Linked DNA regions of Homo sapiens: region 1 is linked to region 2. A link is an interaction called in ENCODE POLR2A ChIA-PET data of the cell type or tissue named here. Cell type or tissue: GM12878. All regions are shown on one strand.

Evidence for each region. ChIA-PET counts read pairs that join two places held together with the same protein. Peaks named below come from ENCODE experiments on the same cell type or tissue, not always from the same donor. Only the 100,000 strongest peaks of a DNase experiment are listed, where the experiment ranks them.
Region 1: POLR2A ChIA-PET joins it to region 2 with 6 read pairs; 2 of 35 experiments call an interaction of 5 or more read pairs at or near these places.

What each region holds. Positions count from the first base shown.
Region 1 is chr1:173,110,736-173,113,235 of GRCh38, forward strand. No RefSeq gene overlaps it. Among named protein-coding and RNA genes, the nearest start is that of TNFSF18, 61 kb to the left of the region's middle. In GM12878, no CTCF peak of the experiment used is centred here; a DNase peak (open chromatin) is centred at 1,556; H3K27ac peaks cover 358 bases.
Region 2 is chr1:173,211,658-173,214,157 of GRCh38, forward strand. It overlaps a transcript of TNFSF4 not described here. Among named protein-coding and RNA genes, the nearest start is that of TNFSF4, 5.6 kb to the left of the region's middle. In GM12878, no CTCF peak of the experiment used is centred here; a DNase peak (open chromatin) is centred at 1,534.

The sequences.
Region 1 (2,500 bases), 100 kb before region 2:
GCTAACAGTCTCTGCCCTTCCCATCCAAGGAGGTGTGGAGGAATTTTAAGAAAGATTAGACATACCACAGAAAATAAAGAAAGCAGCTAATTTTCTTTGTAGATCTAAGTGCAATGTGAGTCAATTTGTGACTGAGAGGCATTCTCTTCTCTTTTTCCTAGTCAGATGGAAATAAACTACTCTCCCTTCTAGTTGAGCATGGGTTTATGCTCTCTCCAGCTATTCTCTTGTGCACTTCCGTCATTCCCCTTTTCCTCTCTTGTACACCCAGCAGACACACCGGGGCCACAACTCCACCTGGTAGAAGCAAATTTCTGTTTGTTCTCACCACTGGGAATTTCCACGCAAAGCTTTATGATCAAGTTTTATTAAGATAGGCCTTCCATGAGGACTTCAACGCTTCTGTTTCCACCACCTTGATTACCCCCCACCTATTTCCTTTCTCCACCTGAGTGACTTCTACCTGTCCTTAATGAATCAACTTGAACTTGTCTTTTATTCCTCTGAGACAGAGGCCAGTCCTATGGGCTCTCAAGGCCCCTTACCCATGTCTGGCTTCCTCCCTCTAGCCATATTGCATGTGTTCACACACTTCTGTTTCCCTCACTGGACTGTGAGCTCCTAGATGCCTATTCCGTGTTTCATTTGCTTTTTCTCAGCACCTAATTAATATCTGGCAAACAGAAGATACTTATTTTGGTACTTGGTGTTTAAAACTTTTGTTCTGTCTCATATTTTACTACTTTGTCTGTATTTTTTATTCATTCAGAAACATATTGAGTACCTACTATAGGTCTGACATAAAATAAAACTCAATCCTTTAAGTTGAGGAGATTATAATTCTATAAAGCAGATAAATACACCTAATGGAAATACAATGTGTTTAGTACTTTGAGAAAAAATTATTGTGGAAGTAGAACAGACAAAGTCCTAACTTTTATGAAGGATCAAGTCAGCTTCATAGAGAGGATACATTTTATTTGAATCTCCAAAAATGAGCCATGTTCTACAAGAAAAGTATGGGTGGTGTGGGGAATCATTGAACAGTATATGAAAAGCAAGGAAACAGAATTCACGTTTATATGTTTAAGAATTATTCAATCCAAGAGTTGAAAGGATAAGTATAGATTGACTCAACACTTTAGCTGTATGTACTAGCTGGAACCTAGGAGAGTTTGAGTTACAACCTCATGTCCTAGGCCTAAGCTTTCATTGCCAACTTAATATCTAGGTAAAACTACAGACTTAATTATTATTTTTAGACTGCCAGTGTCTTTCATTTACTCATGCCATCATAGAGTAGAAAAGGATTTTCCATTGTCATCTCTTCCGGTTTCCCTGATAATGTGGAATCTTTCCTAGAATATCCATGTAAGGAGGTCATCCTGTAGTCTGGCCCATGTTCTTGCAGTGGTTCCTTTCAAGTAAAATGCTGAAGGAGGACATTTACTGCTTGGTCCCAAAAGCCTTCTACAATCATAAACAGTGGTGTTGAAACAAATGAAGATTGTGTCTGAAGCATATCTGGATTTCCTAACACTGCTTTGGTTTGAGGAAGTGAGTAACAGGAGAGAGGGGAGAGAAGGAAATAGTTATTTTTGTGTGTGTGAAACTCTTGAATATTCAGGTGCATGACATCAGAACAATGTCCTGCTTCTCTATTTCTCTCTCTCTCTCCACCTCTGTGTGCATGTGCATGTATGTGTGTGTCTGTCTATCTATTTGCATAAACTATATTCTACTGTTTCTCTTTCACTGGTTAAGTAAATTTCTGCCTCTTCTGTGCTTTGATGTAACTGTCATTCACTCATTCATTAATTACTAATTCAATAAATATTCACTGAGCACCTCTAATGAAATCTTAACTATAAAAGTAAAGAATAGACTATAGCAACACAGAGTATAGACATCAAAAAATATTATCTAAATATATATATATTTTTTTGAGACAAGAGTCTCACTCTGTCACCAAGGCTGGAGTGCAGTCACACAATCTCAGCTCACTACAACCTCTGCCACCCAGATTCAAGAGATTCCCCTGCCTCAGCCTCCCAAGTAGCTGGAATTACAGGCTCCTGCTACTGCACCCAGCTAATTTTTGTAGTTTTAGTAGAGACAGGGTTTCACCATCTTGGCCAGGCTGGTCTTGAACTCCTGACCTCGTGATCCACCCGCCCTGGCCTCCCAAAGTGCTGGAATTACAGGCATGAGCCACTGCACCCGCCCCTTTATCTGAAGATATATACAGTGAAAGCAAAATAATGTAAGTAAGACAAGAAGGATATCATTAATATACATTTATTTAAAAATTTTTTTTTCAGATGCCAAATGAAAGTTAAAGAACCCAAGTGTTTCCAAGATGAGAGAGGGGAGCCTCCCGAGGGCTGTATGAAGTCAAAGGAAAGATTATGGAGGTAAGGTGAGGTGGGGGAATGTGTCCTGACCTGAGAACTGATTAACAGGGGTGGTGAATATTTACTTTTGGCAGTAAGAGAAGGAG
Region 2 (2,500 bases):
AACCCTACACGTTACACATTCCCCATGAAGGGCTGTCCTGTGAGGTAGTGAGCTTGCTGTGTTCTAGAAGTACTAAACAAAACCTTGAAGAAATTCTGTTCAGAGAATTCTAGCATTGAGTAGATTGTTGATAGGATCAGTGGCTCCCAAAGCCTAGTTTATCATCTGAATCACTAGGAGAACTTTTTAATGATTCTGACTCCTAATACCTTCACTCTAGAAATTCTGATTCCTTGGGTGTCTTAGTCTATTTTGTGTTGCTGTAAAGGAATACACAAGGCTGGGTAACTTGTAAGGAAAAAAAGGTTTATTTGGCTCACAATTCTGACGGCTGCAACATTCAAGGTTGAACATTTGCATCTTGTGAGGGCCTCATGGTGCTTCTACTCATAGTGGAAGGTAAAAGAGAGCTAGAGTGTGGAGATATCACATGGTAAGAGAGAAAGCAAGATACAAGAGAGAGGTGCCAGGCTCTCTTTAACAACCAGCTCTTGCAGGAACAAATACAGTGAGAACTCACTCACCCCAAAAGGAGGGCATTAATCTATTCATGAGAGACCTGCTTTCATGACCCAAACACTTCCCATTAGGCCCCACTTCCAACACTGGAGCTCAAATTTCAACATAAGGCTTGGAGGGGACAAACATCGAAACCATAGCAGTAGGTTTGGAGTGATGCCTTTTGAAGCCATATTTCTAAAATAGTCCATAAGAGCCAGACTTGTGAATCTCCCTAAACAACCACTGAAGGTCTCTTTCACCATTACTTTCTATGATAGGAAGCCTCACCCGGATTTCCCAGAAGAATGCAGCTGTTTTCACCTCTGTGTTGAGAGCATTTATTATGCTCTGTTTCATCTTGTAATTCTTTAAATCTATTTCACGGGGAGGAGGGAGGAGGTGGGGATGGTTAGTGGGTACAAAAAAAAAAAAAAGAAAGAATCAAAAGACCTACTATTTGGTAGCACAATAGGGTGACTATAGTCAATAATAACTTAATTGTATATTTTTAAATAAGTTAAAGAATGTAATTGGATTGCTTGTAACTCAAAGGATAAATGCTTGAGGGGATGGATATCCCATTCTCCATGATGGACTTATTTCACATTACATGCCTGTATCAAAATATCTTACATACCCCATAAATACATATACCTACTATGTATTCACAATTTTTTAATTAATTTAAAACTTTTTTAAATAAAAAATAAAATAAAAATAAAATTTCAAAAATATACATAAATAAATAAATCTATTTCAGTCTCCCCCATGATGCTGCAAGTTCCTGAGGTTAGGAGTCCTATATTGTACTCTCAGAGGGCCAAATTGAATTTGCCTGCAATAGAGCTGAAACACACTGTTCACAGGACCAGAAATAATGAGAGTCTAAACAATACTGAAAACAGCACTATTAAATACAGAAGTCTCCTGGTAGCTGGACTTTGATCTTAGAGGTGAAAGATTAGCAAACCTGAAATGTACACTTTTCATTGAAACCGGATGCACACCATTAGTTCAAATACAAATGTGAACTCCTGTGATGATATTCCATTTGGGTTTCAGACTCACTAGTCTCTCACTTGTCAACCCCTTTTGTTCTGATGCCAATTTTCCCTTTCATTCTTCATGTTGCTTAGTTTTGTTTTTTTTTAAATCTTGACCACTGGCAGTTATTTTAGGGCATGATGACAGATTCTAAAACTTAGTGGCACAAAACAGCTACTGAAATTTTTCTCTGAATGGAACTGTACCCATGATGTGCCACACCATTATAGAAAGCAAATATCTAGACAGACTTTTGACACACAAAAAATTACATTTTAAATTGCGTATTTAAAATATGTGTGCAACGACAAGAACATGTAAAAATCTATAAGTACATTTTTCAACTCACAATAGGATATAAGCAATTTTCTTTTTCAAAAAAATCAACTTTATTAAAATATAATTTTAGACAATAAATTGCATTATTTAAAGTGTACAATTAGATGAGCTTTCACAATTGTATACACTCACAAAACCACCAACACAATCAAGATAAACTTAATTCATCTTCAAAAGATAATTTTCTTTAAATAGAAATCATTCCAAAAGGAAATCTATACTGAATATATGAGACATTAATCCCCTCTTCTTTTCAGAATAAATCCAACTGAGTATAAATTAGAATTAGCATAAACCTATGTTTCTCAACTAAGGGTAGATTTGCCCCCTAGGGGTCATTTGAAAATATTTAGAGACATTTTTGTTTATCTGGATTGGGGGTAGGGTGCCACTAGTATCTAGTGGATAGAGGCTGGAGATGTTAATAAACATTCCACTCAGACAATACCTCACCGCCATCAACAACAAAGGACTATCAGCCTAAAATGTCAAGAGTGCTGAGGTGGAGAAACCCTGATGTGGATACATCCATGCTCATAATTGATTAGGAATGAGGCAATACAATATTCACTCTCTGAGTTTTTGCATATGTTTATTGTCCTGTCTGAAACACCTC